3 separate regions of the Homo sapiens genome follow, and all the other regions are linked to region 1. The links are chromatin loops, found by intact Hi-C in ENCODE. Cell type or tissue: PC-9. All regions are shown on one strand. Links, peaks and the distances in the headings refer to the core of each region. The heading gives the core; the rest is flanking DNA.

What was found. A loop is a pair of places that touch in the nucleus more often than their neighbours do. Peaks named below come from ENCODE experiments on the same cell type or tissue, not always from the same donor. Only the 100,000 strongest peaks of a DNase experiment are listed, where the experiment ranks them.
Region 2: a loop joins it to region 1, with 4 times the contacts of the local background. A loop is called at or near these places in 96 of 110 quality-filtered maps.
Region 3: it touches region 1 in a loop (17-fold over the local background); 2 of 110 quality-filtered maps call a loop at or near these places.

What each region holds. Positions count from the first base shown.
Region 1 is chr6:42,872,327-42,880,639 of GRCh38, forward strand. RPL7L1 (ribosomal protein L7 like 1) reads left to right here and starts at 7,290. Exons shown (of 6, transcript NM_001366481.3): 1 at 7,290-7,625. The coding sequence starts at 7,585. RefSeq lists enhancers at 6,302-7,259, 7,002-7,471, 7,260-8,216, 7,492-7,551. In PC-9, for the core only: CTCF peaks have their summits at 4,931 (motif pointing left) and 5,130; a DNase peak (open chromatin) is centred at 4,865.
Region 2 is chr6:42,676,287-42,678,786 of GRCh38, forward strand. UBR2 (ubiquitin protein ligase E3 component n-recognin 2) reads left to right here. Exons shown (of 47, transcript NM_001363705.2): 40 at 497-587; 41 at 2,253-2,383. Among named protein-coding and RNA genes, the nearest start is that of PRPH2, 45 kb to the right of the region's middle. In PC-9, for the core only: no CTCF peak of the experiment used is centred there; no DNase peak of the experiment used is centred there.
Region 3 is chr6:42,165,291-42,167,790 of GRCh38, forward strand. The region is part of intron 1 of GUCA1ANB-GUCA1A (GUCA1ANB-GUCA1A readthrough); the gene reads left to right. Among named protein-coding and RNA genes, the nearest start is that of GUCA1A, 6.8 kb to the right of the region's middle. RefSeq lists an enhancer at 449-1,416. In PC-9, for the core only: CTCF peaks have their summits at 1,351 (motif pointing left) and 1,557; DNase peaks (open chromatin) are centred at 1,341 and 1,651.

The DNA of each region.
Region 1 (8,313 bases), core at 3,616-6,115:
GGTTGAACCCAGGAGGTGGAGATTGCAGTGAGCCAAGATCGTGCCACTGCACTCCAGCCTGAGTGACAGAGCAAGACTCTGTCTCCAAAAAAAAAAAAAAAAAAAAGGGTGTTACTGAAGACATGTAGACAGTAAAAAGAGCAGGGCCGGGCACAGTCACAGTGGCTCACGCGTGTAATCCCAGCAGTTTGGGAGGCCGAGGCGGGCAGACCACCTGAGGTCAGGAGTTCAAGACCAGCCTGGCCAACATGGCGAAACCCCATCTTACTAAAAATACAAAAAATTATCTAGGCATGATGGCACATGCCTGTAGTCCCAGCTACTCAGGAGGCTAAGGCAGGAGAACCACTTGAACCTGGGAGGTGGAGGTTGTAGTGAGCCAAAATTGTGCCACTGCACTCCAGCCTGGCTGACAGAGCGAGACTCCATCTCAAACATGAAAAAAGAAAAAGAAAAAAGAGACCAGGCGCAGTGGCTCACACATGTAATCCCAGCACTTTGGGAGGCCGAGGCAGGTGGATCACCTAAGGTTGGGAGTTCAAGACCAGCCTGACCAACATGGAGAAACCCCATCTCTACTAAAAATACAAAATTAGCCAGGCGTGGTGGTGCATGCCTGTAATCCCAGCTACTTGGGAGGCTGAGGCAAGAGAATCGCTTGAACTGCAGAGGCGGAGGTTGTGGTAAGCCAATATCACACCATTGCACTCCAACCTGGGCAACAAGAGCAAAACTCCATCTCAAAAAAAAAAAAAAAAAAAGTAAAACGAGCCATGTTCCATTATCCCTAAATAATTCAGAAGTTTGGGTTTTTCTGTTTTGCTTTTAGTCTTACCTGCTACATACTTTCACCTTCCTACCCCAGCTTTCTTGTCTATCCTCAAGCCTCAAAAGGCTGCTGCCCCTCACCTGTTCTCTCCCTTTCCTTCCCACTTTTGCTACCTTATGTTTGTTTTTCATTAGGATCAAAAGCTGTTGTTCACATTGTCTGCCTCAACTCCAGGTTCATCCACTGCTCTCAGACTAATCTCTTTCCTACTTGCTTCCTGATAACCCCTTGTCACTTACAAGCAAAGCTTGAAGCAAAATGAAGCTGACTGCAAAAAGTGTCTTAATCCAAGAAAGAGGATGGAGCAGATGGGAAATTGCAGATAGAGTTCCTCTTAGGGTGTGTTAGGTGTGGCAGCTTTGCCTTAAGTAAGAGTAGGATTCCAAATAATCCAGAAGTGCAGAGAATACTGAAATAAATTATGCACGGACGTGTTAGGAAAGGGATTCTGGAACCAATTCAGAGAGAACCACAAAAATCCAATTACTTACAGAGCTTTCTTTTTTTTTTTTTCCTTTTTATTTCTTTTTTTATTTTTTTTCTGAAACAAGGTCTGGCTCTGTCACCCAGGCTGGAGTGCAGTGGCGTGATCTCTGTTCACTGTAACCTCCACCTCCCAGCCTCAACCCATCCTCCCATCACAGCCTCCCAAGTAGCACGACTACAGGCACACACCACCATGCCCATCTAATTTATATATAGATATAGATGTTTTTCCTTTTTCTTTCTTTTTTTTTTTTCTGAGACGGAGTTTGACTCTGTTGCCCAGGCTGGAGTGCAATGGCGTGATCTCAGCTCACTGCAACCTCCACCTCCCCAGGTTCAAGCGATTCTCCTGCCTCAGCCTCCCAAGTAGCTGGGATTACAGGCACGTGCCACCATGCCCAGCTAACTTTTGTATTTTTAGTAGAAACGGTTTCACCATGTTGGCCAGGCTGGTCTCGAACTCCTGACCTTGTGATCTGCCCACCTCGGCCTTCCAAAGTGCTGGGATTACAGGCATGAGCCACTGTACCCGGCCTTTTTTTTCTTTCTTGAGACAAAGTCTCACTCTGTCGCCCAGGCTGGAGTGCAGTGGTGCAATCTTGGCTGACTGCAACCTCCACCTCCCAGATTCAAGCGATTCTCCTGCCTCAGCCTCCCAAGTAGCTGGGACTACAGGTGCATGCCACCATGCCTGGCTAATTTTTTTGTATTTTTAGTAGAGATTGGGTTTCACTGTGTTAGCCAGGATGGTCTCGATCTCCTGACCTCATGATCCACCCTCCTCGGCCTCCCAAAGTGCTGGGATTATAGGCGTGAGCCACCATGCCCTGCCAAGATTTTTTTTTTTTTTTTCTGAGATGGAGTCTCGCTCTGTCACCCAGGCTGAAGCACAGTGGCGCAATCTGGGCTCACCGCAACCTCCATCTCCCAGGTTCAAGCAATTCTCCTGCCTCAGCCTCCTGAGTAGCTGGGATTACAGGCACCCACCACCACACCCAAATAATTTTTGTATTTTTTTTTAGCAGATAATGAGGTTTCACCATGTTGGCCAGGCTCATCTCGAATTCCTGACCTCGAGTCATCCACCTGCCTTGGCCTCCCAAAGTGCTGGCATTACAGGTGTGAGCCACCTTGCCCAGCCATGTCTGTCTGTCTGTCTATCTGTCTATTTATCTACCTATCTATCTATTGAGACAGGGTTTCACTCCAGTTGCCCAGGCTGGAGTGCAGTGGCAAGATCTGGGCTCACTACAGCCTTGACCCTCCAGGCTAAAATGATCCTTCCACCTCAGTCTCTCAAGTAGTTGAGACTACAGGTGTGCACCACCATGCCCGGCTAATTTTTTGTATTTTTAGTAGAAACAGGGTTTCGTCATGTTGCCCAGGCTGGTCTCAAATTCCCGGTCTCAAGTGATCCGCCTGCCTTGGCCTCCCAAAGTGCTGTGATTACAGGTGTGAGCCACCGCACCCAGCCTAATTTTTATATTTTTTGAAGAGATGTGGTTTCACCATGTTGCCCAGGCAGGTCTCAAACTTGTGAGCTCAAGTGATCCGCCCAACTGGGCCTCCCAAAGTGCTGGGATTACAGACGTGAGCCACCAACCTGGCTCAGAGCTTTTTCTTAAACTAATACGTATGTGGTAAACAAAGGGCGTATCATAAAATGGAAGTTTTCCTCCGATTCCAGACTCTACTACTATTTCCCAAAAAGACCACCGTCAGCACTTTTTCATATATGCTTCCAAAATTGTTACATACAAATATACCTATAACTGGCCGGGCGCGGTGGCTCATGCCTGTAATCCCAGCACTTTGGGAGGCCGAGGCAGGTGAACACCTGAGGTCAGGACTTCGAGACCAGCCTGGCCAACATGGTGAAACCCCATCTCTACTAAAAATACAAAAATTACCCAGGCGTGGTGGCGGGCACCTGTAATCCCAGCTACTCAGGAGGCTAAGGCAGGAGAATTGCTTGAACCCAGGAGGTGGAGGTTGCAGTGAGCCGAGATCGTGCCACTGCACTCCAGCCTGGGCGACAGAGCGAGACTCTGTCTAAAAAAAAAAGAAAAAAGAAAAGAAAAACAATCTGGGGACTGGGCACGGTGGCTCATGCCTGTAATCCCAGCACTTTGGGAGGCCAAGGCAGGCAGATCACGAGGTCAAAAGATTGAGACCATCCTGGCCAATATGGTGAAACCCCATCTCTACTAAAAATACAAAAATTAGGCAGGCATGGTGGTGTGCGCCTGTAGTCCCAGCTACTTGGGGGGCTGAGTCAGGAGAATTGCTTGAACCTGGGAGGCAGAGGTTGCAGTAGGCCGAGATAGTGCTACTGCACTACAGCCTGGCGACAAAGCGAGACTCCATCTCAAAAAAAAAACACAAAAAACCAAAACAATCTGGGACCATTTTTTTACACCCTAGTCTGTATTCCATATGTTTGGGACTGTTACAGTCAGGATTATTTGGTTGTAAACAACAGAAAATTATTCTAGTTAACCAACATAAAGGGATTTTGTAAGGAAGATAAGAATTAAAAAATTGAAGAACCCATGAGGCTTGAGAAGGACAGAGACAAAGAAACTCTAGGAGGTTTTCTTAGGTGGAAATCGTTAAAAGTTTTGCCCCTGACTGGGTGCGGTGGCTCATACCTGTAATCCCAGCACTTTGGGAGGTCGAGGTGGGCAGATCACTTGAGGTCAAGAGTTCGAGAGCAGCCTGGCCAACATGGTGAAACCCATCTCTACTAAAAATACAAAAATTAGCCGGGCGTGGTGGCACACGCCTGTAATCCTAGCTACTCGGGAGGCTGAGGCGCGAGAATTGCTTGAACCTGGGAAGCAGAGGTTGCAGTGAGCCAAGATTGCACCACTGCACTCCAGCCTGGACGACAGAGCAAGACTTTGTCTCAAAAAAAAAATAAAAATAAAAACGAAAAAAAAAAAAGTCTTGTCTCAAATCTGGTGCTTTGTTCCATCATCACTCTGCTTAAAATTCAAAATCACAGAGAAATTTAGCATCTCATACCCACTCCCAATGGGGTGATGAAAAGAATTGAAAAGATCTTCCAAAGACTCCTTCAGTTTAAGTATTGGAGGGCAAGCGTTTGGATTTGATATCCTCCCAACAGCTGCCCAAATGTACATGATGAAGAGGAAATAAGTTCACAAGAGGACTGGAATTTTTTTTTTTTTTTTGGTGGGGGGAGACAAGGTCTCACTCTGTCGCCCAGGCTGGAGTGCACCGATTCTCGTGCCTCAACCTCCCAAGTAGCTAGGATTACAGGTATGCGCCACCACACCCAGCTAATTTTTGTATTTTTAGTAGAGATGGGGTTTCACCATGATGGCCAGGCTGGTTTTGAACTTCTGGCCTCGGGCGATCTGCCTGCCTCAGCCTCCCAAAGTGCTGGGATTACAGGCATGAGCCACCACACCTGACCTCAGTAACCTCACTTTGAAAAAAAATCTAGGACACATGCTCAATGCTCAATAAACACATATTCAGTTAGTGAATAATTGTTTAAGAGGTGGGGCTCCTTTCTTTTTCCCTTTGTCAGTCTGGTGGAGTAAGGGGATTGGCACTGAGAATAAGTATTCTCCTAGCACCATCTGCTGGCAGTAGAAAGCCATTCCTGAATCCTGGCCTCAATCCCATTCAGTCTTGGAGTACTGGTTTTTTGGGGGTTGTTTTGACACAGATTCTTGCTCTGTTGCCCAGGCTGGAGTGCAGTGGCATAATCTCGGCTCACTGCAACCTCCGCCTCCCAGGTTCAAGCAATTCTCGTGCCTCAGCCTCCCAAGTAGCTGACTACAGACATGTGCCACCATGCCCGGCTAATTTTTGTATTTTTGGTAGAGACAGGGTTTTGCCATGTTGCTGAGGATGGTCTTGAACTCCTGAGCTCAAGTGATCTGCCTGCCTCGGCCTCCCAAAGTGCTGGGATTACAGGCGTGAGCCATCGCCGCCTGGCTGAAGTATTGTTAACCCTAAAATTCCTCCTCCTTTTAATATTATTGGTACCACAGACTCTACCTTTTATCCATAGACAGGAAAAATCACAAAACATTTAACTTTTTGCTTTTTTGTTTACTATTTAGTGAATGTCTTACACTTTGGTGACCCTTGTGTTTAGCCTCTTTACAAAGACACATGGTGAGGTGCTGAAAGAGAATGAGCCTCCCTCTTTCAGTGTGTGACCTTGAATGCTGGGTTGTCCTGACACTTACTCATCAGAAAGTGACCTGTGCCCATGGCACTCTTTCCGGTTGGACTAGTTACATGGCAACACGAGGCCTTTAGCTGCCACCAGTATCAGTATCAATAGTGCCAAAATCGAGAAATTGGTGCTAGATCCTTAGGATCAGTGATGAGTAAGCAGTCATGGTTCCTGCCCCCCCTAGTATCATGTGGAAGAAATATTAAAAATATAATAATGTCCTGAGGGAAATCAGACACTACTCTAGAGTCTTACTAGTCAGCCCATAGACCAGTAGCACCAGCGTCACTCTGAAGCCTGTTAAAAATGCAGAATATTGGCCAGGTGCGGTGGCTCACGCCTGTAATCCCAGCACTTTGGGAGGCCGAGGCGGGCGGATCACGAGGTCAGGAGATCGAGACCATCCTGGCTAACAAGGTGAAATCTCTACTAAAAATTCAAAAAATTAGCCAGGCGTGGTGGCGGGCGCCTGTAGTCCCAGCTACTCGGGAGGCTGAGGCAGGAGAATGGCGTGAACCCGGGAGGCGGAGCTTGCAGTGAGCCAAGATCGCGCCACTGCACTCCAGCCTGGGCGACAGAGCGAGACGCCATCTCAAAAAAAAAAAAAAAAAAAAAGCAGAATATCAGCTCCCCACCCGGCCTCCTGAATAAAAATCTGTATTTTAGTAAAATCTTCAGGTGACTCCTATTCACTATTAATGCTTGAGAAGCGCTGCTCTGGAGGTTTCCAGAGATGATAAGACTTGTGTTGTTTTTCAGGATTTTTAATTTTAAAAAAAATTTATTTCTTGTTTTTTTTGAGACTGTCTCGCTCTGTCGCCCAGGCTGGAGTGCAAGTGGCACAAACTCGGCTCACGCAGCCTCCGCCTTCTGGGACTTCAGGCGCGAGCCACCACGCCCAGCTAATTTTTTGTATTTTTAGTAGAGACGGGGTTTCACCATCTTAGCCATGCTGGTCTCCAACTCCTGACCTCAAGTGATCCACCTGCCTTGGCCTCCCAAAGTGCTGGGATTACAGGTGAAAGCCACCGGCCCGACCTACTGTTTTTCAGGATTCTATATAGACTGGGAGGGAAGAACGCAAATTCCGGGCGATGAGAGCTGCATAAGGGTTTTATTTTTATTCTTTTTTTTTCTTTTCTTTTCTTTTTGTTTTTTTGAGACGGAGTCTTGCTCTGTCGCCCAGGCTGGTGGGCAGTGGCGCGATCTCGGCTCACTGTAACCTCCGCCCAAGACGGGGTTTCGCCGTGTTGGCCAGGCTGATCTCGAACTCCTGACCTCAGGTGATCCTCCCGTCTCGGCCTCCCTCCCAAAGTGCTGGGATTACAGGCGTGAGCCACCGCGCCCGGCCTGTGTAACGGTTTTAGACGGGAAGGAAGCATGTTGTAGTTTTCGGTCCAGCAGTAATAGTAACAAACATAGTGCTGACAGACACTGCTAAACGCTTTATCTAATCTCCTGTAATCCTCGTAACGCCATTAGGTAGACCTATTATTACTGTACACCCATTTTATGGGTAATGAAGCCGCAGTATAGAGGGGTTAAATAACGTGTTCAAGGACGCATCGACGGGGCCAAGCAGACGGAATTGCAGCTACCTGCTTTACCACTCTAAGTCCTCAACAAACACTTCCACCTACACGTGAGAGCCAAAGCCATAGCCTCCAAGTTTTTCCACAGAGCGAAAATGTTTCGCGGAGTTTGCCTGTCTTCCTCCCCAGAGACGCAGCACAGCCGCGCCGGAAGTGCGGCGCCGTAGCTAGGAGCGGACGCCATAGGTGCATTGTGGGAAGCACTTTGCTGTCCACAGCCAGGCCGCTTGTGATGAAACTGTAACTTACAAGAAAAGGGCTGGGTTTTGAAAATAACACAGGCTCTAAAAACCCTAAGAAGCGGTGCAACTTTTGGCAGGAATCGGGGTTAGCGGGACCTCAAGGGCTCACTGCGGCTAAGTGAACGCTGACTGGTCCTCCAGCGTGAGCTAGAACAGACGTCTCTATGGTCAAGTAAACAGAGCGTGTGCTGTCTTCCCCATGTGGTGGGGTTGCGCATGATCAGTAGCTGCACCACTAGAAAGATGGCGGAGCAAGAGTGAGTGTTTGGGGCTTTGAATATCTGGAGTGGGGTCTTGAGTATCCGGTGCCATCCACGGTGTTTATGCCTTGGTGGCGGATTCCTGTGGGCTCTAGGAATAGAAAAGGCCACAGTTTACAAAGGGTGGGGGTGAGGAGGAGTAGCGCTGTGGCGGAGGAGGGAGGGGACCGCGGTCAAGTTCGGGTTATCTGGAGAGGCGAGGATTGACTTCAGGCAGCGGGCTGGAGTGCCACAGTTGAATTCACCCAGCCCGACAAGTGTTAACTCTGCAGATAGGCCTGCCCCCGCCCCAACCCCATAGATTCGTCGCTGCTAGTGCCTATGAAGAACTGTGGCCGTGAAAACCCTGTTAACTTATACGAACCCAGAGGCTAAAGGATTCATTATTTTCCGAGGCTTTGGGGATGAGTGACTATTAGGGATGGATTTATGAGGCCTGGAGTCAGAAACCGCAGGTTTCAGGGGAATCTTTCTTCAGATACTTGAAAACAGTAATGTTCCCTAAAGCCCAGGATATTGAATTGGTTTGGAAATCCATTGAATGTTCGTTTTCTTTTTTGTTGTTGTTTTTGTTTTGAGACGGAGTCTTGCTCTGTCCCCCAGGCTGGAGCGCAGTGTCGGGATCTCGGCTCGGTGCAACCTCCGCCTCCCGGGTTCAAGCGATTCTCCTGCCTCAGTCTCCCGA
Region 2 (2,500 bases), core at 1-2,500, 200 kb before region 1:
AACACATGAATAAGGCTGTTTTTTTCTGTGTATCTTCATATGAAAAGTTTTGAAACATTTCTTTCTCCTCTTAAAATTTCCTAGTAATGTGAATGTTTCTAGTTTTAATTTCATACATTCAGTAATATTTGTGTAGAATAGTAATTAAATCTTTTAGAATCTTATGTTTTAGAATGCCAATTTTGTTTTAACTTACATGTTTGTTAATGCCCACATGAATTCATCATTAAATTACGTTTTGCATTCAAAATTCTTGTTTTTCATACACTTTAAGACTATATTTATTTGATTTTACTTAAAACATGCCAGCTGGCTGTTTGGTTTGATTGAGATCAATACTGTGCTCCCACTTGAGGGATTACAATTTTGCATGTTTTCTAGGAATACTTCATGTTATATGTGAGTTTATGAATATATTTGCATGCTTAATGTCTTCAGTCCTTTTGATAACACTTAATTGGAAAATACAGAGTACTAGTATTTCCTTATCTTTCAGAAGAGAATGGCATGGATCAAGAAAATCCCCCTTGTGAAGAAGAATCAGCAGTTCTTGCTTTGTATAAAACACTTCACCAGTATACGGGAAGGTGAGTTAGTTATCTTTACATAACGCATTTCCCTAAATATTGCTAGATGATGATAGCATGAGAAAGGAATTCGTTTGTTAATTAGGGGAATTTGTTGTCTGTTGACATGTTTTTAAAATAAGACGTGGAGTGATCTGCAGAGCCTTTCTGAACTATTCATATACTAACATAATTGGAAATCTGGGAGAAAGGTGATAATATGCAGAGCTTCCCACATTTATTTGGCTGTGGAACCCTTCATTTGCTCAGGGATCTGGCAGAGACTAGAGGATAGATCAAATGTACTTTGGAAAGTTGATACTCTAAAACTTATGTTGTCTCATTCAGAATGGGAATTTAAAACTGCAAGTTAAATTGGCATAATTTATTTTTAAGGTAATATTCAGTAGTAGCAGGAATAAAATGAAATTATTAGAATTCCATGTATGGTTAGAGTCATGATTTGCTACAAATAGCAATTCAGTAGTTTGCTTAGCTTTCAACAGTATATATGTCAAGAATCTGTAGTCAGGAACCTATAAAAATGTCTGTTTTTTGACTATCCCATTTCTGAGAACCTACATTAACAAAATAATTCAACATATAGAAAAAAAACATATAGGCATATAAAGATGGACACTCCAGCCAGGCACGGTGTCTCACCCCTATAATCCCAGCACTTTGGGAGAATGAGGCTGGCAGATTGCTTGAGCCCAGGCATTTGAGACCAGCCTGGCCAACATGGTGAAACCCTGTCTCTACCAAAAAATACAAAAATTAGCCAGGCATGGTAGCATGTGCCTGTGGTTCTATCTTCTCAGGAGGTTGAGGTAGTCAGATCACCCAGGCAGGTGAAGGCTGCAGTGAGCCATCACACCACTGCACTCCAGACTGGACAAAAGAGTGAGACCCTGTCTCAAAAAGAAAAAGATGTACACTCTGATATTATTTATATTAGCAAATAATTGAAAGCAATCTAAGTGTTTGCAGGGGAATAGTTTGATATAGTGATGAATGTGTTCCAAAATATTATAAATCTATTTAAAATATGGCTCCTAGGAGCTGGGTGCAGTGGCATGTGCCTGTAGTCCCAGCTGCTCAGGAGGCTGAGGTGGGAGGATTGCTGGAGCCCAGTAGTTTGAGTCCAGCCTGGACAACTTTTCATTTTCCACATTTTCTCTTTATGTCACTATGTTACTTTTATAAATTTTAATAACATCACACCTGTAATCCCAGCACTTTGGGAGGCCAAGGCGGGCAGATCACAAGATCAGGAGATCGAGACCATCCTGGCTAACACAGCGAAACCCCGTCTCTACTAAAAATACAAAAAATTAGCCGGGCGTGGTGGCAGGCACCTGTAGTCCCAGCTACTCAGGAGGCTGAGGCAGGAGAATGGCGTGAACCCAGGAGGCAGAGCTTGCAGTGAGCCGAGATTGTGCCACTGCACTCCAGCCTGGGCGACAGAGCGAGACTCCGTCTCAAAAAATTTAATAACAGCATTGGAGGCTGTGTCACCACTTACACCTGGCATCCTATAATAACACACACCCACTTGCCTGTTAACTCACAACTTTTAAGCATACATGCCATCAGTTCCAAATGACAGTCAAGTCTGTTTTCACACTATAAGTACAGTGACCTTTTCTTAGTAGATTTCCCAATAATCTTTTTTTTCTTTTTTAGTGCCTTGAAAGAAATACCATCCGGCTGGCATCTGTGGAGGAGTGTCAGAGCTGGAATCATGCCTTTCCTGAAGTGTTCTGCTTTATTTTTTCATTACTTAAATGGAGTTCCTTCCCCACCCGACATTCAAGGTAATTTATACTTTCTTTCAAAACGTAGGGAGAGTTAGTAATCCTTTACTCCAGCAAATATAAAGATCACTTGCAAAAATGAAAATTGACTAAAAGTTCAAAGAATAGCTTATTGAC
Region 3 (2,500 bases), core at 1-2,500, 710 kb before region 1:
CTTTTAACGCTCCATTTATAGAATGGCACATGTCTCTTCCTGAGGCTGTGCCTAGAGACTAGCGGCTCTCTGGCCCAAATCTCCAGAAGAACCTTCAATCAGGGTCAGGAGGGGACTGATGCCGGGAGATGCCTGTTCTGCTGCCTTGCGGAGGGCATCGGAGAAGCTAAGTGTTCCTTATGCAAACTTTGGCCAGCCCTATTTTCTGCTCCACCTGTGCTGCATCCCAGCCTTCAGGGGCACCTGGTATCTCTGCCTCCCTATTCCTGCAGCAGGAATAGGTTTGTCCCGAGCTCCGCAGGCTCCTCCTCTTTGAAAGCATTTAGGTTTCGACTTTCTCCACTCTCATAAGAAAGACAGTTACCACTTGTCCATCTGTCTTGTTTTCCAAAATTTTATTAGAACCCCTGTATCTGCTGTCTTTTTTCCTCTTTTCTTTTCTTTCTTTCTTTTCTTTTTTCTTTTTTTGAGATAAGAGTTTCACTCTTGTTGCCCAGTCTGGAGTCCAATGGCGGGATCTCAGCTCACCACAACTTCCACCTCCCGGGTTCAAGCGATTCTCCTGCCTCAGCCTCCCGAGTAGCTGGGATTACAGGCATGGGCCGCCATGCCCTGCTAATTTTGTATTTTTAGTAGAGACGGGGTTTCTCCATGTTGGTCAGGCTGGTCTTGAACTCCTGACCTCAGGTGATCCACCTGCCTCGGCCTCCCAAAGTGCTGGGATTACAGGCGTGAGCCACTGTGCCCAGCCCCTTTTTCCTTTTTTGAGACGGAGTTTTGCTCTTGTTGCCCAGGCTGGAGTGCAATGGTGCAATCTTGGCTCACCATAACCTCCTCCTCCCAGGTTCAAGCGATTCTCCTGCCTCAGCCTCCCGGGTAGCTGGGATTACAGGAATGTACCACCATGCCCGGCTAATTTTTGTATTTTTAGTAGAGACGGGGTTTCTCCATGTTGGACAGGCTGGTCTTGAACTCCCGACCTCAGGTGATCCGCCCGCCTCGGCCTCACAAAGCGCTGGGATTACAGGCGTTAGCCACTGCGCCCGGCCTCCTTTTGTCTTTAAAACATGCATTTATTCATATTTTAGTGGGATTTTGAAAAGAAGCAGAGATAAGTGGAAGTTTTCAGTCTATGTATAACTAGAAGTCTTGCTCATTCAATCAGTCAGTCACCCAACAGACCCTGTGGGCTGTGTCCTTAAGATGCAAAGATATTAACAGGAACCGTCCCTTCCCTTCCAGATCCTATAGCCTGTGTAGGGTGAGGGGCAGGATCCCCATGAGGCGTCTTCACTCCCACAACAAACGCCTCCTCCCCTACCCTGGAGAATGGGCTCCCTCTTGAGGTTCACCTTGGTAATGCAGCCTCCATGGACGCCCTTAGAAACCCTTTAAAGAAACCGGCCAAGGTACCACCTTGTTTTGAGTGAGATAGGCCCAGGAGGCAACTGAACCTGTGCTCAGGGTCCTTCTGTGTTTCTGTGGAGTAGAGGGGCAAGCAGGCAGCCTTAGGGGGGGATTAGTCTGGCCTGGATCACTGCCCCTCCTGTCTCTTCCTGGTTTGTCTTCCTACCTCTCTGCAGCTGCCCCATCCTCCCTCCCCTCGGCCCCATTCCGCCAGGTGGAGCCTCTTCCTCTGATCTGGCTTCTGTCCCAGGAGGGATTCCTGCAGGCAGAGCAGCCAGGGAAGGCAGGAATCCTCCCTGTGTATGCTGTGTGACCTGTACTCTGGCCCTCTGTGCCCTAACGCATACCTTGTGCATACTGCTTCCTTGGGGCCTTGGTGTTGATCTCAGTCCTCCTTGCCTTGGCATCCCTGTCTCAGGGGATTCCATTCCCACCCTGGGCTGGAGACAAGGGGTGGGGGCCCTCCTCCCTCAAAGGGAGCAAGCTCTCTGTCAATGGAATTGTTGGGCAGAGGGCCACAAGGGGAGGACTGAGGGAGATGGCGCTGGAGTGAGGGGCTCGTGGGGTCCCCCTGGCTCTATCCAGCCCTTCTGCAGGGTGTGAAGGCTTAGGAGAAAAGCATGATGATGAGGTGGGAAAACTTTGGTACCACCACTAAAGTGCTCGTGAACCTGAGCAGGTGATTTAAATTTTCTGCCCCAAGCCCCTTTTGTCTCACATGGCAATAATAATACCCACCCCACAGGACTTGTGCACCTATTCAACAAGCATAGTTTCATCCAATTTTAGCTTTTTGAGAATTCTTTCTTTCTTTCTTTCTTTTTTTTTGAGACAGTCTCGCTCTGTCGCCCAGGCTGGAGTGCAGTGGTGCGATCTCGGCTCACTGCAAGCTCCGCCTCCTGGGTTCACGTCATCCTCCTGCCTCAGCCTCCTGAGTAGCTGGGACTACGCCGCCAAGCCTGGCTAACTTTTTTTTTTTTTTTTTTTTGTATTTTTAGTAGAGACGGGGTTTCACCATGTTAGCCAGGATGGTCTTGATCTCCTGACCTTGTGATCCACCCATCTCGTCCTCCCAAAGTGCTGGGATTACAGG